2 separate regions of the Homo sapiens genome follow, and region 1 is linked to region 2. Evidence: read pairs that join two places in POLR2A ChIA-PET (ENCODE). Cell type or tissue: PC-9. All regions are shown on one strand. Each heading gives the region's core, and the rest is flanking DNA. Links, peaks and the distances in the headings are about the cores only.

Evidence for each region. ChIA-PET counts read pairs that join two places held together with the same protein. Peaks named below come from ENCODE experiments on the same cell type or tissue, not always from the same donor. Only the 100,000 strongest peaks of a DNase experiment are listed, where the experiment ranks them.
Region 1: POLR2A ChIA-PET joins it to region 2 with 11 read pairs; 10 of 35 experiments call an interaction of 5 or more read pairs at or near these places.

The regions. Positions count from the first base shown.
Region 1 is chr22:41,077,909-41,090,291 of GRCh38, reverse strand. No RefSeq gene overlaps it. Among named protein-coding and RNA genes, the nearest start is that of MIR1281, 8.4 kb to the left of the region's middle. In PC-9, for the core only: no CTCF peak of the experiment used is centred there; no DNase peak of the experiment used is centred there.
Region 2 is chr22:41,001,709-41,013,287 of GRCh38, reverse strand. No RefSeq gene overlaps it. Among named protein-coding and RNA genes, the nearest start is that of RBX1, 56 kb to the right of the region's middle. In PC-9, for the core only: no CTCF peak of the experiment used is centred there; DNase peaks (open chromatin) are centred at 3,627 and 3,917; H3K27ac peaks cover 1,277 bases.

The DNA.
Region 1 (12,383 bases), core at 1-8,000, 77 kb before region 2:
TGCACTCCAGCCTGGGCGACAAGAGCAAAACTCTGTCCCAAAGAAAAAAAAATTTTTTTTCTTTTATTTCATATCTCATGCTCCGTAGCTGGTATTTGCAAATTGTTGGATTTTCTTTGTTTTTTTTTTTATATTGTTTCTGTTTGTTTTTTAAATTAATGTTGGGATGAATAAATAAGAACATAAGAGTGAAGATCCTAATGGAGCAATTGAAGTTGCTGACAGGGATGGAATCTGTCCTCTAATGATCAGGCCTAGATCACCCAAACTGCAGTAGAAAAGCAGGCAAATTGAACCGGGCGTGGTGGCTCACGCTTGTAATCCCAGCACTTTGGGAGGCCGAGGAGGGCGGATCAGGAGGTCAGGAGATTGAGACCATCCTGGCCAACACGGTGAAACCCCGTCTCTACTAAAAACACACACAAAAAAATTAGCTGGGCGTGGTGGCGGGCACCTGTAGTCCTAGCTACTCGGGAGGCTGAGGCAGGAGAATGGCGTGAACCTGGGAGGCAGAGCCTGCAGTGAGCAGAGATCGCCCACTGCACTCCAGCCTGTGCGACAGAGCGAGACTCTGTCTCAAAAAAAAAAAAAAAGGCCAGGTGCGGTGGCTCACGCCTGTAATCCCAGCACTTTGGGAGGCCAAGGCGGGCGGATCACGAGGTCAGGAGATCGAGACCATCCTGGTTAACACGGTGAAACCCCGTCTCTACTAAAAATACAAAAAATTAGCCGGGCACGGTGGCGGGCACCTGTAGTCCCAGCTACTCGGGAGGCTGAGGCAGGAGAATGGCGTGAACCCGGGAGGTGGAGCTTGCAGTGAGCCGAGATCGCGCCACTGCACTCTGGCCTGGGCGAAAGAGCGAGACTCCGTCTCAAAAAAAAAAAAAAAGCAGGCAAATTGAAAAGGACAGAACTTCTTTATCTTAAAGTTGTTACAGGATGAATTCAATGTGTAGGAGTGAGATCAAGATTGGCCTTCAGGGATAATTTTGTTATTTTTAATAGTTTATACCCATATTCAGACTAAGGAGTACAAAGGAAAGAATGTTGGTCGGGCACAGTGTCTCATGCCTGTAATCCCAACGTTTCAGGAGACGAGGGTGGGAGGATCGCTTGAGCCCAGCAAACATAAAGAGACCCCCCTATTCCCCATCTCTACAAAAGTTAAAAAAAAAAAATTACTTAGGCGCGGTGGTGTACACAGCACCTGTAGTCCAGCTACTCCAGATACTGAAATGGGAGAATCACTTCAGCCTGGGAAGTCGAGGCTGCAGTGAGGTGTAATCATGCCACTGCACTACAGCCTGGGCAATAGAGTGAGAGATCCTGTCTCTTAAAATAAATAAATAAATATTTTAAAAAACAAAGCAAAGAAATGAGAAATGTGGAGGACACCTGGAAACTTGCTCTGTCATTTCCTGGTGGGAGATTGCTTGCCCAGTTTTTTTTTTTTGTTTTTTTTTTTGAGACGGAGTCTGGCTCTGTTGCCAGGTTGGAGTGCAATGGCGCCATCTCAGCTCACTGCAACCTCTGCCTCCTGGGTTCAAGTGATTCTCCTGCCTCAGCCTCCCGAGTAGCTGGGACTACAGGTGTGCGCCACCACATCCAGCTAATTTTTGTATTTTTAGTAGAGATGGGGTTTCACCATTTTGGTCAGGATGGTTTAGATCTGTTGACCTCGTGATCTGCCCGCCTTGGCCTCCCAAAGTGCTGGGATGACAGGCGTGAGCCACTGCACCCGGCCTGTTTTTGTTTGTTTGTTTTCTTGTTTTTTTGAGACAGAGCCTTGCTCTGTCACCCAAGCTGTAGTGCAGTGGCATGATCTCCGCTCACTGCAACCTCTGCCTCCCAGGTTTAAGTGATTCTTCCGCCTCAGCCTCCCTGGTAGCTGGGATTACAGGCATGCACCACCACGGACCCAGCTAATTTTGTGTATTTTTAGTAGAGACGGGGTTTCACCATGCCAGGCTGGTCTCAAACTCCTCACCTCAGTTGATCCACACACCTTGGCCTCCCAAAGTGCTGTTACAGGAATGAGCCACTGTACCTGGCCCCAGCTGGTTTTTTTTTTTTTAAGAGTTTCTTTTTTTTCTTATGAGACAGAGTCTCACTCTGTTGCCCAGGCTGGAGTGCAGTGGCATGATCTTGGCTCACTGCAGCCTCTGCTTCCCAGGTTCAAGCAATTCTCCTGACTCAGCCTCCCTAGTATCCCTAGTAGCAGGGATTACAGACATGAGCCACCGAGCCTGGCCTCTTTTTCTTTTCTTTTCTTTTCTTTTCTTTTTTTTTTTGAGACAGAGTCTCGCCCTGTCACCCAGGCTGGAGTGCAGTGGTGCGATCTCGGGTCACTGCAACCTCCGCCTACCAGGTTTAAGCAATTCTGCTGTCTCAGCCTCCCGAATAGCTTGGATTACAGGCTTGCGCCACCACGCTGGCTAATTTTTTGTATCTTTAGTAGAGATGGGGTTTCACCATGTTGACTGGGCTGGTCTCGAACTCCTGACCTCGTGATCCGCCTGCCTTGGACTCTCAAAGTGCTGGGATTATAGGCGTGAGCCACCGCACCCAGCTTTTTTTTTTTTCTTTTTAAAGAGTTTCTGTAAACTTTAGGAAAAAGATTTGCTTAGTTTTACACAGGATCCAGCTTGAATCAAAGCAGCATTCAAACATACCTTGCCCACCTGGCCAAAAATACTGTAGGACTAGATATAAGAAGTGGATTGAAGGAGATCTGAGGAACATCCCATGAGAAAATTCAACCAAAAGAAATCAGAGGCCATGGCCCCCGGCTCTGCTGTACATGCAGAACTCTGATGCTTGGGGCATCTTCTTGAGATGTGCTCCTCTGGCCTTTCCCCAGGACCCTGAACCTGAAATTGGCCATGTTGGAAGTGGCTGATGGCAAGAAAATATGGATCACACAAAGACAATCAAGGTGACTCTTAAGATGGCTTCAGAACAGCAGAATTGAAGCTGGGTATGGTGGCTCACGCATGTAATGCCAGCATTTTGGAAGCTGAGGCGGGCAGATCACTAGAGGTCAGGAGTTTGAGACCAGCCTGGCCCACATAGCAAAACTCCGTCTCTACTAAAAATACAAAAAAGTTAGCTGGACATGGTGGCACACACCTGTAATCCCAGCTACTCCGGAGGCCAAGGTACAAGAATTGCTTGAACCCAGGAGGTGGAGGTTGTAGTGAGCTGAGAGATCATACCACTGCACTCCAACCTGGGCGACAGAGTAAGACCCTGTTTCAAAAAAAAGAAAAGAAAAATAGATCACGCCTGTAATCCCAGCACTGTGGGAAGCCAAGGCAGGTGGATCACCTGAGGTCAGGAGTTCAAGACAAGCCTGGCCAAGATGGTGAAACCCTGTCTCTATTAAAAATACAAAAATTAGGCCCGGAGCGGTGGCTCACACCTGTAATCCCAGCACTTTGGGAGGCCGCGGTGGGCGGATCACGAGGTCAGGAGATCGAGACCATCCTGGCTAACACGGTGAAACCCCGTCCCTGATAAAAACACAAAAAAATTAGCCGGGCCTGGTGGCAGGCGCCTGTAGTCCCAGCTACTCTGGAGGCTGAGGCAGGAGAATGGCGTGAACCCGGGAGGCGGAGCTTGCAGTGAGCTGAGACGGCGCCACTGCACTCCAGCCTGGGCCACAGAGCAAGACTCCGTCTCAAAAAATAAAAATACAAAAATTAGCCGGGTGTGGTGGTGGGCGCCTGTAATCCTAGGTACTCGGGAGGGAGGCTGAGGCAGAGAATTGCTTGAACCCAGGAGGTGGAGGTTGCAGTGAGCCACAATTGTGCCACTGCACTCCAGCGTAGGCAACACAGTGAGACTCTGTCTCAAAAAAAAAAAAAAGAAAAATAGAAAAAGAAAAATATTTTAATAGCCAATATTGGCAAGGAAGTGGAGAATTTGGGCTTTCATACACTGTTAGTGGAAATAGAGCGTGGTACAAACTTTTAGGTTCATACTGAATGTTTATAGCCTTTGAAAATCCCAGAATCTAGGACACATTCTACAAGTGTACAAAGATGTGAGAATGTTCCCTGCAGCAGTGTAATAGTCCCTCCTCTTCACCTTCCCCAACAAAGGGAAACAAACTAACAGCCTGTATGTAGGCGAATGGTTAAAAAACAAACAAACAATGGATATGATTCTCCTTATATGAGGTGTCTACAGTAGCCAAATTCATAGAGACAGAAAGTAGAACAGTGGTTGCCAGGGGCTGGGGACAGAAGGGAATGGGAAGATCTATTTAATAAGTACAAAGTTTCCCTTTGAGCAGATGAGAAAGTTTTGCAGATGCATGCTGGTGTTGGCTGTACAACAGTTTCGTGTACTTAATGCCACTGAACTGTGCACTAAAAAATGGTTAAGAGGAAGCAGGTATGGTGGCTCATGCCTGTAATCCCAACACTTTAGGAGGCCAATGCTGGAGGATCCCTTGAGTCTAGGAGTTCGAGACCAGCCTGAGCAACGGGGTGAGACGCCCCCCACCCTGTCTCTACAAACATTTAAAAAAAAAAGTTAGTCAGGCATGATGGTGTACACCTGTGGTCCCAGCTACTCAGGAGGCTGAGATGAGAGGATCACCTGAGCCTGGGAGGTCAAGGCTGCAGTGAGCCGTGATCATGCCTCCACTATATTCCAGCCTGGGTGACAGAGAGAGGCTCTGTCTCAAAAAAAAAAAAAAAAAAAAAACGAAAAAAAGGTTAAGACCATAAATTTTATATATGTGTATTTCATGAGAACTTACTAAAGTTTTTTTAAATGGTAAAAATGATAAATTTTATGTTCTTTCTTTCTCTCTATACATGTTATGTATATATATATAAAACATATATATAAAATATATAAAAATCCCAAAGGGCTGGGATTACAGGGATTATATATATATATATATATATATATATATATATATATATATATTACTAAAAATACAAAAAAGTTAGCTGGCCATGGTGGCACATGCCTGTAATCCCAGCTACTCTGGAGGCCAAGGTACAAGAATTGCTTGAACCCAGGAGGTGGAGGTTGCAATGAGCTGAGAGATCATACCACTGCACTCCAGCCTGGGCGACAGAGTGAGACCCTGTTTCAAAAAAAAAGAAAAGAAAAATAGATCACTCCTGTAATCCCAGCACTGTGGGAATAATATATGTATATATTCTTTTTGACACAGAGTCTCACTCTGTTGCCCAGCTGGAGTGCAGTGGTGCAGTCTCCGCTCACTGCAACATCCACCTCCTGGGTTCAAGTGATTCTTGTGCCTCAGCCTCCCAAGTACCTGGCACTGCAAGTGTGCACCACCATGCCCAGCTAATTTTTGTATTTTTTATAGAGATGGGATTTCACCATGTTTGCCAGGCTGGTCTTGAACTCCTGACCTCAGGTGATCCACCCGCCTCAGCCTGCCAAAGTGCGGGGATTACAGGCGTGAGCCACCGCGCATGGCCTACGTACCATAGATTTTATCACAGCTAGACAACAACAACAAAAACTATGGAACAGTCTTACAATGATGGGATATTATGCAGTCAATTGAAAATGAGTAGGCAGATATATACTACCATAGAAAGATGTCTATGTATTACTAAGGACAAAAAGCATATTGGTAAATAGTAGGTATAGAATGTCTCTATTTTTACAAATATAATTATTAATAATAATGGGTTAGACCGGGCATGGTGGCTAATGCCTGTAATCCCAGCACTTTGGGAGGCTGAGGCCGGAGGATCATGAGGTCAGGAGTTTGAGACCAGCCTGGCCAACATAGTGAAACCCCGTCTCCACTAAAATACAAAAATTAGCCCTGCATGGTGGTGCGTGCCTGTAGTCCCAGCTACTCGGGAGGCTGATGAAGGAGAATCACTTGGACCCGAGAGGCAGAGGTTGTGGTGACCTGAGATTGTGCCACTGCACTCCAACCTGGGCAACACGGCGAGACTCTGTCTCAAAAAATAATAATAAAAATCAAAAAAAAATTAAATAAATAAATAAATAAATAAATAAATAAATAAATAAAGGGTTAGGGCCAGGCACGGTGGCTCACATCTGTAATCCCAGCACTTTGGGAGGCTGAGGCAGGAGGATCACGAGGTCAGGAGATCGAGACCATCCTGGCTAACACAGGTGAAACCCCATCTCTACTAAAAATACAAAAAATTATCTGGGCATGGTGGCATGTGCCTATAGTACCAGCTACTTGGGAGGCTGAGGCAGGAGAATGGCGTGAACCCGGGAGGCGGAGCGTGCAGTGAGCCGAGATCGCGCCACTGCACTCCAGCCTGGGCAACAAAGCAAGACTCTGTCTCAAAAAAATAAAATAAAATAAAAATAAATAAATAAATAAATAAAGGGTTAGAAGCTGATGGAATATGCACCAAACTGTTAGCAGTACTGGGGTGAGAGAAGTGTTATGGGGAGTGTTCATTGTACGTTACAAATTTTTATGATGTTTGAAGTCAAAACTAGAAAGTATTTTTTCTAAAATAACATTCAGGCCGGGTGCAGTGGATCATGCCTGTAATCCTAGCACTTTGGGAGGCCGAGGTGGGTGGATTGCTTGAGCTCAGGAGTTCGAGACCAGCCTGGGCAACACAGTGAAACCCCGTCTCTACTACAATACAAAAAAAAAAAAAAAGTTAGTCAGCATGGTGCCGTGCACCTGTAGTCCTAGCTACTCAGGAGGCTGAGACAGGAGAATTGCTTGAACCTGGGAGACAGAGGTTGCAGTGAGCTGAGATCATACCACTGAACTCCAGCCTGGGTAACAGAGCGATACTCCGTCTCAAAAAACAAAAACAAAAACACCTTCAATGGTTCCTCTTTGCTGTTAGGATAAAGTTTCAATTGCAGGGAATGGTACATGCTTACCTACCTTATTTCTCTGAACTTCCCTCCCGGCAGCCAAGTGGAATTATTTCTATTCTTCTGGTGCCATGCTCTCTCTGTTGTTGGGACATTCACACACATATACTCCTGTCTGAAACACCACTGCAATCCTTTCTTTACCCACAAATTCCTGATCACCCTGCAGGTCTCGACTAACATATTCCTTTTTCTATAAAGCACCCCCCCACCCCGATCCCTCTGAGCCCTAGTTACACACTCCTCTTGTGCCCTCTCTGGCAAATACCCTGTACTTATTTTATTATTTATTTATTTTTAATTATTTAATTATTTTTTAATTTTTTAAATTAATTAATTTCTTTATTTTTTGAGACGGAGTCTCACTCTGTTGCCCAGGCTGGAGTACAGTGGCGCAATCTCAGCTCACTACAACCTCTGACTCCCTGGTTCAAGTGATTCTCCTGCCTCAGCCTCCCAAGTAGCTGGGACTACAGGTGCATGCCACCATGCCCAGCTAATTTTTTTGTATTTTCAGTAGAGATGGGGTTTCACCATATTAGCCATGATGCTCTTGATCTCCTGACCTCATGATCCATCCCCCTCGGCCTCCCAAAGTGCTGGGATTACAGGCTAGAGCCACCGTGCCCAGCCTTTTTTATTTTTATTTTTTGAGACAGAGTCTCACTCTGTCACCCAGGCTGGAGTGCAGTGGCACGATCTCAGCTCACTACAACCTCTGCTTACCGGGTTCAAGCAATTCTCCTGCCTCAGCCTCCCGAGTAGCTGGGATTACAGGGGCCCACCACCATGCCCAGCTAATTTTTGTATTTTTAGTAGAGATGGGGTTTCACCATGTTGGCCAGTCTGGTCTCCAACTCCTGACCTCAGGAGATCCTCCTGCCTCAGCCTCCCAGAGTGCTTGGATTACAGGCATGACCACTGTGCCTGGCCTTCTTTTGTTATTATTATTTTTTATTTGTTCATTTATTTATTTATTTATTTATTGAGATGGAGTCTCCCTCTGTCGCCCAGGCTGGAATGCAGTGGCACGATCTTGGCTCACTGCAAGCTCCGCCTCCCGGGTTCACACCATTCTCCTGCCTCAGCCTCCCCAGTAGCTGAGACAACAGGCGCCTGCCACCATGCCTGGCTATTTTTTTTGTATTTTTATTAGAGACAGGGTTTCACCATGTTAGCCAGGATGGTCTAGATCTCCTGACCTCATGATCCACCTGCCTCAGCCTCCCAAAGTGCTGGGATTACAGGCATGAGCCACCGTGCCTGGCTATTATTATTATTTTAATAGAGACAGCTCTCAGTATGTTGTCCAGGCTGGTCTCGAACTCCTGGCCTCAAGCGATCCTCCTGCCTCAGCCTCCCAAAGTGCTGGGATTATAGGTGTGAGCCACCATTCCCAGCCTATCCTGTACTTTTGAATCACCTACATTACACACCATATTATAGTTGCCTGGGTCCTTGTCAGCCTTTCCTGCACAGCAGGGAAGGCGACCATGTCGTCCATCTCTCTTTCCCAGCTCCTAATTTAAGACCTGATGAAGAGGGACTCAACCCAAACTTATCGTTCAGATGAATACATACCATCGATTTGTGAATCTGGTCAGGGTTAGTGGATCCCCACCTGCCCCAACCTCATCTATGCTACTACAGCCACAAGGGCTTTCTGGCCCTGAAAAGGACTTGATCTAGCTTACTTGTCCATCAGGGTGCCAGTCAACCTCTCTGTCTTCTGGAATCTCAGATAGCTTGACTGGATTCTTTATAATTACACCAGAAATAGAGTAAGTGTTTACTCTGGGAAACGAGCTCTAAAGGAAATGAAATGTCCTTCATGAGGCCCCAAACTGAAGCAAAAGGAAGGTTGGAATGGAGGTCTTCCAGCATGATATCCAGGACTCTTTCTACAGAACCCTTACTACTTTCTTTGGGCAGGAGGCAGGTCTTATGCTTCCTCAAGACCTTAGCACCTAGGACAGGAACTGGGTTAGAATACATAGCCAATGAGTGTTTATTGAATGAATAAAGAAAGAGGGAAGTTCTATACATAAACATGCTCACAAACACACACTCACATGCACACAATATCTTTTCCATAGAATTTAAAAACAGAGTGGCAAACCCACAAAAACAGCCACAGAACTTGTGACTTTCCATATCATTAGGCATGATTGTGCCACCATCAGGAATGAAATGCACCAGCGGAACCAGAGGTAACCAAGGATCTTGCACTCTTTAAAAAAAGAAATTGTTTTTATAGAGACAGGATCTCACTCTGTTGCCCAGACTAGAGTGCAGTGGTGCGATCCTGCCTCACTGCAGCCTCCAATTCCTGGGCTCAAGTGATCCTTCCCACTCAGCCTCACTGCAGATGTGCAGTGCCATACCCAGCTAATTTTTTTTTTTTTGAGACAGTGTTTCATTCTGTGGCTCAGGCTGGAGTGCAGTGGCACGATGCTGGTTCATTGCAACCTCCAAGTCCCCGGCTCAGCTGATCTTCCCACCTCAGCCTCCCGAGTAGCTAGGATTACAGGTCTGCACCACCATGCCCAGCTTATTTTTCTGTTTTTAGCAGAGACTTTAAACCAGAGGGAGAGTAAGTCTTTGTACTCATTAATGAAGGACATTTCACTTGCTTTAGACCTCCATGTTGCCCAGGCTGGTCTTGAGCTCCTGGGTTCAAGCGATCTGCCCACCTCAGCCTCCCAAAGTGCTGGGATTACAGGCGTGAGCCACTGCACCCAGCAAAATTTTTGTATTTTTTGTAGTGACGGGGTCTCGCTGTGTTACCCAGGCTGGTCTCGAACTTCTGGCCTCAAGCCATCCTTCTGCCTCAGCCTCCCAAAGTGCTGGAATTACAGGCATGGGCCCCTATGCCTGGCCAGAACTTGCACTCTTTATACCCCAACCCAACCCTTATGAAGCCTCTTCTCTGCGCCCAGCACTGTGCTGGGTACTAGGAATTCAAAGATGGAGTACACACTGTTCCTGTCCTGGTGACACACCATCTACTTGGAGAGAAGCTTGTAGAAATAAATAGTTACTGGCCAGAGTGGTGGGGCTCCCTCAAGGCAAACATAGATGGATAATGCATGAGCATAAGCACCTGTCACATTGGTGCCTGAATGCTGCTCACCATGGGTAAAGCATCATGTGCCCAGGCAGGAGAGGACACTGAAAAGGTGGGCCCAGCCAGACAACAGAGGGCCATGGGTATGATGCTGGGAAGTTTGGGCTGACACCTGGGTCCTGCCTTTTGGAATATAGGACACCTGGGTCCTATTTTGGAATATGTGGTCATTTTTTTTTTTTTGAGACAGAGTCTCACTCTGTCACCCAGGCTGGAGTGCAGTGGTGCGATCTCAGTTCACTGCTACCTCTGCCTCCCGGGTTTAAGCGATTCTTCTGCCTCAGCCTCCTGAGCAGCTAGGACTACAGGCATGCACCACCATGCCCAGCTAATTTTTGTATTTTTAGTAGAGACAGGGTTTCACCACGTTGGCCAGGCTGATCTTGAGCTCCTGACCTCAGGTTATCCACCCGCCTTGGGCTCCCAAAGTGCTGGGATTACAGGTGTGAGCCACCACGCCCGGCCCTAGAATATGTGGTCATCTTATCTATCAATTAGCACATCTGTACAGTAATTCAGTGGAATATTAAAATGTTAACAGTATTATAAACAAAAGCCCAATTGACTTCATAATTAGAAAATTATAAAAAAATACCTAAAATTTGGTCCTTTATATTCTTTTTTTTTTCCTTTTTTTTTTTTTTTTTTTTTTGAGACATGGTTTCACTCTTGTTGCCCAGTCTGGAGTGCAATGGCATGATCTCGGCTCACCGCAACCTCCGCCTCCCAGGCTCAAGCAATTTTCCTGCCTCAGCCTCCCAAGTAGCTGGGATTACAGGCATGTGCCACGATACCTAGCTAATTTTTTTGTATTTTTAGTAGAGACAGGGTTTCTCCATGTTGGTCAGGCTGGTCTCAAACTCCCGACCTCAGTTGATCTGCCTGCCTCTGCCTCCCAAAGTGCGCGGATTACAGGCATGAGCCACCGTACCCGGCCTAGTCCTTTATATTCTAAAAGGATTCTCCAAAGGATGGCAAAAGAAACTGATATGCAAATAAGATTTTTTTGATGCCTTGTACCCCCTAAGCTGATGCCATGTGTGGTAACTGTAGCCACAATGGGTGGACCTATCAGACTGTGACTCTACCTAAAGGATCTCAAAATAGCTCTGCTCTGCTCTCTGGAGCAGGCAAGCATCTGCTCTATTCGGCAGTAGCTCATTCTTTACTATTGTTGCTATGTGACAAACTATTGGCTCTCAGTGTTAATCCAAGCCTGCCAGAGAAGGAGGGTGGGCAGAAGGCTTTGGGAGAAGCATCTTTTCTAGAATGTAATGTAACAAACAGGTCTTGAGCATTTCTTAGGTAACTGGCCCTGAAGATACAAATATCTGGTTCAGTTCAATGAACATGAATTAACCTCTATGTGGCAGGCACTGTGTTGGGCAGCAGGGATAGAAGAACAAATGAAACTCACCTGGTTTCTGTCTTCAGTTGTTCACTACCTAGTAGGAGAGTCAGACTCATAAATAGGAAACAGCAAGCTCATGTGGGAGACGCAATGATAGAGGCTTGGGTGATGTATGGACATTCAGAGAGTGCTTCAGATGAGTTCAGCAGTGGGCATGGTGATGTGCCTGTGGGATGCCCATATGGAGATCATGCATGGACAGCTGGACAAACAAGACCACAGGAAAATCAGACTCAGTCCATGTCCTTGAGGGTCTTACTATCTAGTGAAACAGAAATGTAAACACAATAAAACAATAGATCAATGACAGTATTTTTTTTTTCAGACAGAGTATTCCTCTGTCACCAGGCTGGAGTGCAGTGGCATGATCTCGGCTCCCTGCAACCACTGCCTCCTGGGTTCAAACGATTCTCCTGCCTCAGCCTCCCGAGTAGCTGGGATTACAGGCATGCGCCACCACACCCAGATAATTTTTGTGTTTTTAGTAGAGACGGGGTTTCACCATGTTGGCCAGGCTGGTCTCGATCTCCTAACCTCGTGATCCGCCCGCCTCAGCCTCCCAAAGTGCTGGGATTACAGGCGTGAGCCACCGCACCTGGCCCAATGACAGAATTTTGTAGTGGAAGTTAACACAGAGGTTCACACAAAGGTGATGGTGTAACTACCATGCCCTGGAAATGTTGATGTTCCTCTAGGAGACAGCCTAGGAGCTGAATTATTTTATTTATTTATTTATTTATTTATTTTTGAGACAGAGTCTTGCTTTGTTGCCCAGGCTGGAGTGCAGTGGCTTGATCTCGGCTCACTGCAACCTCCGCCTCCCAGGTTCAAGCGATTCTCCTGCCTCACCCTCCTGAGTAGCTGGGATTATAGGTGCCTGCCACCATGCCTGGCTAATTTTTTGTATTTTTAGTAGAGACGGGGGTTTCACCATGTGAACCAGGATGGTCTTGATCTCCTGAC
Region 2 (11,579 bases), core at 493-8,492:
ACCATGTTGGCCAGGCTGGTCTCGAATTCCTGACCTCAAGTGATCCGTCTGCCTCAGCCTCTCAAAGTGCTGGGATTACAGGTGTGAACCACTGCACCCGGCTATGTTTATTTGTTTGTTTGTTTGTTTTGACAGGGTCTTGCTCTGTTGCCCAGGCTGAAGTACAGTGGTATGATCATGGCTCCCTGCAGCCTCAACCTCCTGGGCTCAAACAATCTTCCTGCCTCAGCCTCCCGAGTAGCTGGGACTACAGGCATATGCCACCACGCCTGGTTGGTCCTTATTTTTATCTTGATTAAACCAAACAAAACAAAAACAGGCTGGGCGTGGTCACTCACACTTGTAATCCTAGCACTTTGGGAGGCTGAGATGAGAAGATTGCTTGAGCCCAGGAATTCAAGACCACCCTGGGCAACATGGCAAGACCCTGTCTCTACATTAGCCAGGCATGGTGGAACACACCTGTTAGTCTCAGCTACTCAGGTGGCTGGGGCAGAAGGATCACTTGAGCCCAGGAGTTGGAGGCTGCAGTGAGCCATGATCACACCACTGTACTTCAGCCTGGGCAACAGAGCAAGACTGTCAAAAAAAAAAAAACAAAACTAAAAAACCACTGCAAAACAGAAACATCTAATATCATTTACGAGACCATTGGAAATTTGAACGCTGACTAGACCATTTGATATCAAGGAATAATTGTATATCTTTTTAGTTGTTACAATGGTACTGTAGTTAGGTATGTTTTTTAGGCCTGAGTTTTAGAGATACACACTGCACACTGAAATGTTTACAGAAGAAAGGATATGAGGTGTGGGCTTTACTTCCATGTAATATTTCCAAAGGAAAGGGATGGAGTGTGGATGGCGCATGATCAGCCATGGGTTGATGGGTGTTGGGACTAGCTGCCAAGATTCATCATCTGATTCTATTTTTTGGTGCATGTTCAAATTTTACCTAATAAAAAGTCTTTTTTTTTTTTGAGATGGAGTCTTGCTGTGTCGCCCAGGCTGGAGTGCAGTGGCCCAATCTCGGTTCACTGCAAGCTCTGCCTCCCGGGTTCACGCCACTCTCCTGCCTCAGCCTCCCGAGTAGCTGGGACTACAGGCACCCACCACCATGCCCGGCTAATTTTTTGTATTTTTACTAGAGACGGGGTTTCACCATGTTAGCCAGGATGGTCTCGATCTCCTGACTTCGTGATCCGCCTGCCTCGGCCTCCCAAAGTGCTGGGATTACAGGCGTGAGCCACTGTGCCCGGCCTTAAAAAGTCTTTTAAAAACAACTGCAATCTACAAGTTACAGATAACAGTCATCAACATTTTGTAGTCTACCAGTGTCTGTCTTTTAAAAATATATGTGTATGTGCCTATGGTTTTTGTTTTTTTTTTTTTTGAGACAGAGCCTCATTCTGTTGCCCAGGCAGGCTGAAGTGCAGTGGCGCAATCCAGGCTTACCACAACCTCCACCTCCCAGGTTCAAGTGATTCTCCTGCCTCAGCCTCCTGAGTAGCTGGGACCACAGGTGCACCACCATGCCTGGCTAATTTTTGTATTTTTAGTAGAGATGGGGTTTCACTATGTTGGCCAGGCTGGTCTTGAACTCCTGACCTCATGATCCACCCATCTTGGCCTCCCAAAGTGCTGGGATTACAAGCGTGAGCCACCACACCCAGCCTGTATTTTTTTAAATTTAGATTAGATAACATATATCTTTTTAGTAACCCATTTCTATATTACCCTATCAATAAATATTCTACCCTGTCTCTATAAAAATTTTTAAAAAATTAGCCAGGCATGGTGGTGCCTGCCTGTAGTCTCAGCTACTCAGGAGGCCAAGGTGGGAGGATCGCTTTTGCCTGGAGGTTGAGGCTGCGGTCAGCATGGATTGTGCTACTGTACTCCAGACTGGGTGACAGAGCGAGACCTTGTCTCAAAAATAAATAAATATATATATATGTATATTCTACCTCTGGATAATTTTTTAAGGCCTTTTATGCCCCAGGTGCTACGAACATGGTGATAAGCCTGATATCTTGCCTCCAGACAGCCTGTGGTCTAAGGGAGTGAGCAAATCTCACCTCTTGTGACTCAGTTTGCTGCTCTCTATGATGGGTGTGCCCTTTCCTTCTTTTCTTTTTCTTGGGGTGAAGGGAGCGTGCCCTTTCTAAAACCTCCCAGCTGTACAGTTCCAATGACAGAAACTTCACTCTGCTGTCCACACCACTCTTCCAATGAGACCTAGCCTGGATTCTAGGCAGGGAATAACATCAGGGCTCAATCAGAGTAGCCTGTATGCCTCTGAAAGACAGTGTCCTGCAAAAGGTAGGCACTTGAATTGTCTAATGAGCTCCACTTCAGACCCCTGGGGCTTGACTGGATTGTCATTACGACGTTGTCATTCACTTCTTTCTCTGGACCCCTGCAGCCCCTCCTGGCCCAGAGCTGTACTGTGTTTAACCGTAGCCTCTCCAGCTTCTCCAGCTGACCCTGAGCTCCTCAGGACGCCAGCACCTGCCAGAGGGTCTGGCACACAATGAGTGTGAACTAAATGAATATATGGAAGGAAAGCAACCCAGGTGTGTGGCCAAGAGCGTGTGTTTAGTCAGACTCCAAACCCAATTACCAACTCCTTAGTGATTTTTTTTTTTTTTTTGAGACAGCATTTCACTCTCTTGCCCAGGTTGGAGTGCAGTGGCATAATCATGGCTCACTGCATCCTCAACCTCCCAGGCTCAAGCAATCCTCTTGCCTCAGCCTCCATAGTAGCTGGGACTACAGGTGGGCACCACCACGCTTGGCTGAGTTTTAAATTTTTTGTAGAGATGGGGTCTCTCTATATTACCCAGAATGGTCACAAATTCCTGGATTCAAGCCATCCTCACACCTTACCCTCCCAAAGTGCTGGGATTACAGGCATGAGCCACGACACCTGGTCTTCTTTAGTGAATTTATTTATTATTATTATTATTATTATTATATTTTGGAGACAGAATCTCCCTCTGTCGCCCAGACTGGAGTGCAGTGATGCAATCTCAGGTCACTGCAACCTCCGCCTCCCAGGTTCAAATGATTCTCTTGCCTCAGCCTCCCGAGTAGCTGAGATTATAGGCATGCACCACCATGCCCAGCGCGTTTTTGTATTTTTTGTAGGGACGGGGTTCCACCATGTTGACCAGGCTGGTCTCGAACTCCTGACCACAAGTGATCCACCTCCATTGGCTTCCCAAAGTGCTGGGATTACAGGCATGAGCCACTGCGCCTGGCCTCTTAATGAATTTTTAAGAAACGAAGCTCCATGGCCGTTGAAGATCAGTTGGCCTGTTAGTTTCCCCTTTTCCTTGGGAGGCACGGGAGGAAAGGGTTAAAGGAGGTGAACTGACAGCAGGGCAGTGAGGAGGAGGGACAGAGTTTGGGGTTGAGGGGTGGGGAGAAAAGGGAGCTGGAGGAGCAAGGGTGGGCCCCTTCCTACCCTACTGCTGGGCTCTGCTCAGCCCCAGGTCAGCCTCTGGGCTGGTGTCTTCACCATGTGGCAATGGTAATTGCTCCAGACCCAGCAGCTCCCCATTGCCCACACTTCCTCCTGTTCTTCCCGCCCCTCAGCCTTTGCGAGGTCAGCTTGGCCCTGAGCCTGTGCCCACACCCATGGCCTCCCTCTTTCAGGCCTGTTTACCTGGTGAGGTGCAGGATGCTGCAGGGTGTGCACCTGTCAGCCTCATTCAGCTGAGGAGCAGGCAGGGGTTAGAGCATGGGAAGCTGCTTTTTCTGCTGTAAATGAGGAACATTGGTTCATATGGACTCCAGGGATGAATTGCTGGGGAAAGGGAGCTCCCTTTGTTCAGTTTACAAAACCCCCCGTGGGAGCCAGATGTGATGGCTCATGCATGTAACCCTAGCACTTTGGGAGGCTGAGGTGGAAGATGGCTTGAGCCCAGGAGTGTGAGGTCAGCCTGAGCAACATAGGCAGGATTGCTTGAGCCTGGGGCATAGAGGCTCAAAAAAAAAAAAAAAAAAAAAACCAACAAAACAAAACTTTAGCCAGGCGTGGAGGTGCATGCCTATAGTCTCAGCTACTTGGGAGGCTGAGGCAAGAGAAACACTTGAGCCCAGGAGTTTGAGGCTGCAGTGAGCTGTGATGGTACCACTATACTCCAGCCTGGGTAACAGAGCAAGACCCTGTCTCTTAAAAAATAGAAAACAAAAATGAAGCCCACAGGGACACTTATTGCCCAGGCCGTGGGACCAGAGCTCCTCTGGGGCAAGGTCCGTGACCCATGGATGTATGGGTCCCCAGTGTGCAGGACAGGGCCTGGCATTTTGGGTGGCGGAGGGATGGAGGAGGCTTGGGAAATATTTACTAAATGAACAAGTGAATGAATGAGTGAGCCATGTTACATGCAGCTACAGTGAACACTGAGCGAAGTAGAAAAGACCAAGAGTTCCAAAGGCAACTAAAAACCTGGGCTCAAATCCTTCCCTGCTATGGAGCTAGCTCTGCTGATTTGGGCAAGTCGCTTAAAACACCATCTGCCTTAGGTTCCCTAACTGTAAAATGGAAGCAAAAAAATTCCACCTTGCTTATGAGGTTTACATGGAATGCTTGTAGAGCATGTGGGTAATGGGCTTAATAAATGGTCACCAGTATTTATTTTTTAATTAAAAAATATTTTGTGATACTTTATTTATGTATTTATTATTTATTTATTTTTTGAGACAGTGTCTCGCTCTGTCACCCAGGCTGGAATGCAGTGGCATGATGTTGGCTCACTGCAAGCTCCGCCTCAAGGGTTGACACCATTCTCCTGCCTCAGCCTCCCCAGCAGCTGGAACTATAGGCGCCCACCACCACACTCGGCTAATTTTTTTTTGTTTTTAGTAGAGATGGGTTTTCACCGTGATAGCCAGGATGGTCTCAATCTCCTGACCTCGTGATCTGCCTGCCTCGGCCTCCCAAAGTGCTGGGATTATAGGCATGAGCCACCACACCCGGCCAACATCATTGTTAGTAGTATTGTTTACTAATTCAACAAATATGTATCAAGTGCCTACTACATGCAGGGTCCTTTCTAGGCACTGGACAAAACATGCCAAGACCCTTCTGTCATGGGGTTTCTGTTCAGGCCAGGGAGAGGGACAATAAACACAAGGAAAGAGTAAATGAAGTATCATTGGAAGGTGAAAGATGTTATGGAAGAAGAAAATAGAGTGGGGGAGGGGATGCAGAGGAAGAAGGATGGATTGGGTTGTCATTTTAAATAGGGTGGCCCTATTAGAAGGCCGCATTAGAAAGTGACACTGGGGTCAGGCATGGTGGCTCATGCCTGCAGTCCCAGCACTTTGGGAGACCAAGGCGGGTGGATCACTTGAGGTCAGGAGTTCGAGACCAGCCTGGCTAACATGGTGAAACCCCATCACTACTAAAAATACAAAAATTAGCTGGGTGTGGTGGTGTGCACCTGTAGTCCCAGCTACTCAGGAGGCTGAGGCAAGAGAATCGCTTGAGTCCAGGAGGTTGCAATGAGTGGAAATTGCACCAAGCACTCCAGCCTGGTGACAGAATGAGACTCTATCTCAAAAAATTAATAATAGGCTGGGCACGGTGGCTCACATGGCATCCCAGCACTTTGGGAGGCAAAGGCAGGCAGATCACCTGAGATTGGGAGTTTGAGACCATTCTGACCAACAAGGAGAAACCCCGTCTCTACTAAAAATACAAAATTAGCCGAGTGTGGTGGCGCACACCTGTAATCCCAGCTACTCAGGAGGCTGAGGCAGGAGAATTGCTTGAACCCAGGAGGCGGAGGTTGTGGTGAGCCAAGATCATGCCACTGCACTCCAGCCTGGGTGACAAGAGCGAAACTCCATCTCAAAAATAAAAATAAAAATAAATAAAAAAATAAAAAGAAAGACTGGCAGGAAGGGAGACAGATGTGCCATATCTCAGGAAAGGGTATTTGCACAGAAGGAGCAGGCCAGTGTGAAATTCTTTAGGTGGGGTGGATGGAGTGGAGTGAGCTAGGGAAAGTGACAGGGATGAAGTCAGAGGTAAAGTGGCCATATCACGTAGGTCATCACCAGCCAAGTAAAGAGAAGCTACGGCAGGGCTTTGAGCATAGAAACAACACAATCTAACTTACATTTTGGGTTATTAGTCTTTTCTTCTTTTATTATTTTCAGAGACAGGGTATTGCTCTGTCACCCAGGCTGGGTTAGCCTTTAAAATGTAACTCAGGGGCTGGGCATGGTGGCTTATGCCTGTAATCCCAACACTTTGGGAGGCTGAGGTGGGAGGATTGCTTGAGGCCAGGAGTTCAAGACCAGCCTGGGCAACACAGCGAGACCCTCATCTCTACAAAAAATTTTTTGAAAATTAGCTGGGCATGGTAATGTGCACCTGTAGTCCCAGCTATTGGGGAATTTGAAGTGGGTGGATCACCTGAGTCCAGGAGTTTAATGCTGCAGTGAGCTATGATTGTGCCACTGTACTCTAGCCTGGGTGACAGAGTGAGACCCTGTGTCAAAAAAATAATAATAATAATAATTTTTTTTGAGATGGAATCTTGCTCTGTCACCCAGGCTGGAGTGCAGTGGTGCAATCTTGGTTCACTGAAACCTCTGCCTCCCAGGCCCAAGCAATTCTTGTGCCTCAGCCTCCCAAGTAGCTGGGATTACAGGAGCATGCCACCATGCCTGGTTAATTTTTTATATTTTTTGGAGAGAAGGGTTTCGCTATGTTGGCCAGGCTGGTCTTGAACTCCTGGCCTCAAGTGATCCACCTGCTTTGGCCACCCAAAGAGCTGGGATTACAGGCATGAGCCACCACTCCCAGCTTTAGATTATTAAAATAAAGGCTAACCCCAGCTGCCTGGATGAGCATAGACTGTAAAGAACAAGGGGAGAGAGGGGCAGAGAGAATTCAGTACTAGGTGCCAAGGGGGTAGCAGTGGTGGTGACAAATGGTTGGATTCTGGATACACACACACACACACACACACACACACACACACACACACACACACATATATATATATTTTTTTTTGAGACAAGGTCTCAGTCTGTAACCCAGGCTAGAGTGCAGTGGTGCAATCATAGCTCACTGCAGCCTGGAACTCCTGGGCTCAAGTAAGCCTCCTGCCTCCTAAGGTTCCTGCTCAAGCGAGGCTCCTGAGGCTCCTGCCTCAGCTTCCGGATTCTGGATATATATATATAGCTTTATTTCCTGAGGGGTTGGATGTGTAGTATGAGAGAGAGCCAAGGATGGCTGGAGGGTTTTGAGTCTGAAAAATGTAAGGAATGAGTTGCCACCAACTGAAACGGGCTAGGCTGGACATGAAAGAGGTTTGGGAGTGGGGTAATCAGGGGCTCAATTTTTTTCTGTTTTTGTTGTTGTTGTTGTTTGTTTTATTGAGACAGTCTCTCTCTGTCACTGCCCAGGCTGGAGTGCAGCGGTGTGATCTCGGCTCACTGTAATCTCTGCCTCCCAAATTCAAGTGATTCTCTTGCTTCAGCCTCCCGAGTATCTGGGATTACAGGTGTGTGCTACCAGGTCCAGCTAATTTTTTTATTTTTTGGTAGAGACGGGATTTCACTGTGTTGGCCAGGCTGGTCTTGAACTCCTGGCCTCAAGTGATCCATCTGTTTTTGCCTCCCAAAGTGCTGGGATTACAAGTGTGAGCCACTGTGCCTGGCCTGGAGCTCAATTTTGGATGTATTAAGATACAGATGCTGGCCAGGTGTGGTGGCTCACATCTGTAATCCCAGCACTCTGGGAGGCTGAGGTGGGTGGATCTTGAGGTTAGGAGTTTGAGACCAGCCTGGCCAAGATGGTGAAACCCCATCTCTACTAAAAATATAAACATTAGCCAGGCGTGGTTGTGGGCGCCTGTAATCCCAGCTACTTGGGAGGCTGAGGCAGGAGAATTGCTTAAACCCAGGAGGTGGAGGTTGCAGTGAGCCGAGATCGTGCCACTGCACTCTAGCCTGGGCAACAGAGCAAGACTCCATCTTAAAAAAAAAAAGAGATATAGATCCCAGTTAAACATGCACGTGAATATATCTAACGGGCAGTTGGATATTCAGGATCAGGCCGTGGAGTTGTTAGCACTGCTACGACTATTTTTTCTCCACTGTCATACTTGATCCTCACACCAGCCCAAGAGTAAGGCAGGGCAGGGATGATTCTCCCAGCTTGAGGGAATTAAAATTCTATGGAGAGTATATAACCAAAATAATTGAAAACAGGTATTCAAATACTTGTAGGCTGGGCATGGTGGCTCATGCCTGTAATCCTAGCACTTTGGGAGGCCGAGGCAGATGGATCACCTGAGGTCAGGAGTTGGAGACCAGCCTGGCCAACATGGTGAAATCCCCCTCTCTACTAAAAATGCAAAAAAATTAGCTGGGCATGGTGCCGGGCGCCTGTAATCCCAGCTACTCGGGAGGCGGAGGCAGGAAAATCGCTTGAACCCAGGAGGCGGAGGTTGTAGTGAGCCAAGATCGTGCCACTGCATTCCAGCCTGGTCGACAGAACGAGACTGTGTCTCAAAAAAACAAAAACAAAAACCAAAAAACCAAACAAATACTTGTACAGGAATGTTCATAGCAGCACTATTCGTGACAGCCAAAGGTGGAAACCACCCAAATGTCCATCACCTGGTGAAGGGCTATATAAAATGTGACGTGTACCCATGCAATGGACTATTATTCAGACATTAAGAGGAACGAAGGCCTGCTCCATAACAAATTGTTGATGCACCTCAAAAACATTATGCTGGCTAGGCACGGTGGTACATGCCTATAATCCCAGCACTCTGGGAGGCTGAGGCAGGAGGATTGCTTGAGCTCAGGTGTTTGAGACCAGCCTGGGAAACACGGTGAAAAAATACAAAAAAATACAAAGATTAGCCAGGGATGGTGGCACACACCTTTAGCCTCAGCTACTTGGGAGGCTGAGGTAGAAGGATCACTTGAGCCCGGGAGGTTGAGGCTACAGTGAGCTGAAATTGTGCCACTACACTCCAGCCTGGACAACAGAATGAGACCCTGTCTCACAAAAAACAAAATACCATTATGCTAAGTGAATGACGCATCACAAAAGGTCACATATTTTGTGATCCCATTCACATGAAGTGTCCAGAATAGGGAAATCCATAGAGACAGAAAGCAGATTTGTGGTTGCCTGGGGGTAGCGACGGGGGAATGAAGAGTGAGTGCTTAATGAGTATGGGGTATACTGTGAATATACTGATTCTGAACTGTACACTTTTATTTATTTATTTATTTATTTTAATAGTGATGGAGGGCGGGGCACAGTGGCTCACGCCTGTAATCCCAGCACTTTAGGAGGCCGGGGCGGGTGGATCACCTGAGGTCAGGAGTTTGAGACCAGCCTAGCCAACATGATGAAACCCTTACTTTACTAAAAATACAAAAATTAGCTGGGTGTTGTAGCGGGCTCCTGTAGTCCTATAGTCCTAGCTACTTGGGAGGCTGAGGTAGGAGAATCACTTGAACCTGGGAGGTGGAGGCTGCACTGAACTGAGATTGCGCCATTGCACTCCAGCCTGGGCAACAGAGCGAGACTCCATCTCAAAAAAAAAAAAAAAAAAAAAAAAAACAATAGTGATGGGGTCTCACCCCGAGCTCAAGCGATCCTCTCCACTCAGCCTCCCAAAGTGCTGGTATTACAGGTTTGAGCTACCATACCTGGCCACTGTACACTTAAAAATGATTAACTTTCTGTTATGTGAATTTCACCTCAATTATAAAAAGAAAGAAAGAAAAACAGAAAGCTCCATGGAGAACTTAACACCAGGTCCCTGGGACCCAGCACGATGTCGTGACTCCCACTGCCGTTCTCTACGAGGCCGTGGGTCTACGGACTGTGACCAGTTTTTTTTTTTTTGCTACAGGTTCTCCACCTGGTACAAGAAGAGTGGCCCAGAGAAAGGTCAGTTTAAGGCAACTGGATTTCCCAAGTCCCAAAGCAGGAAATCTGGTCTGACAAGCACGGGATTCTCGTCTGAAATTAGCCCAGCCCTGGAAAACCTGTGGCTGGGGGTTGCTGTCATCAGAAAGAACCTGTACTTCCGGGTTTGTTTTGGTTGGGAAGGAAGGAGCTGGAGCAGCCAACCTGGCTTCTCAGAGCTTCCATATTTAACCCATCAGGGCCCAAGGCTCCCAGGTGTAGAAGCGACTTTAGAGATACCTATGAGGAAACAGAAGCTCCAAGAAGGTAAAGACCTTCTCCCAGGCCACAGAGCCAGTAAATGGCTGAGCCAGGGTTAGGAGGAAGGAAACTAACATTTCTATAGCACGTGCCCTAAATCCAGAGCCTCACCCTGCAAAGGAGGTGTTAGTAACCCCATTCTGCTCATGAGATTCAGAGAAGCTTAGTGAGTGGCCGATATCACCAAGCTACTAAAAGGCAGAGATACTATTAAAATATAGGCCTACAGCTGGGCGTGGTGGCTCACACCTGTAATTCCAGCACTTTGGGAGGCTGAGGCGGGTGGATCACGAGGTCAGGCATTCGAGACCAGCCTGGCCAACATGGTGAAAATCTGTCACTACTAAATATACAAAAATCAGCCTGGCGTGGTGGCGTGTGCCTGTAATCCCAGCTACTCAGGAGGCTGAGGCAGGAGAATAGCTTGAACCCTGGGGGCGGAGGTTGCAGTGAGCCGAGATTGCGCCACTGCATTCTAGCCTGGGTGACAAAGCGAGACTCCATCTCAAAAAACAAACAAACAAAACAAAACAAAACCTGACTCTTCAACAATCTACAGTTCTTCCTGAGCCCTTATCTGCCATGCTCATCTATGTATCCCCAGTGCCTGATACTGAGGAGTGTTCAAAACTCATTTAATATCGGGAGATTTGCCGGATGCTGTGGCTCATGCCTGTGATCCCAGCACTTTGGGAGGCCGAGGCGGGTGGATCATGAGGTCAGGAGTTCAAGACCAGCCTGGCCAAGATGGTGAAACCCCGTCTCTACTAAAAATACAAAAATTACAGCGCGCCTGTAATCCCAGCTACTCGGGAGGCTGAGGCAGGAGAATCGCTTGAACCTAGGGGGCGGAGGTTGCAGTGAGCCGAGATCACACCACTGCACTCCAGCCTGGGTGACAGAGCGAGACTCCATCTCAAAAAAAAAAAAAGTATCGGGAGATTGAGGTGGGAGGATGGCTTGAGCCCAGGAGGTTGAGGCTGCAGTGAGCCTTGATTACACCACTGCACTCTAGCCTGGGCTACAAAGCCAAGCCCTATCTCAGAAGAAAAAAAAAAAAAAAAAAAAGAGGCATTTAATGAATGAATGAGTCACACCTTGCTCTTCCCACTCTGCCGCACCTCCATCCAGATTCACTCTGTTCAAAGTTGATAGATGTTCTGGGGCTTTCACATAGTTGTCATGGTAACTGAACTTTTAGAACTTTTAGAAATAACAGCTGCAGGCAATCCAGGACAAAAACAGTGGACCTGTTTCTTGCTAAACAGGTTATGGCTCTTCTGTCCAAGCTGACAAGGGTTAACACAAAGCAGCAAAGGCTAGAAGAGATTTCCTAACACAGCTTTACGGTTATT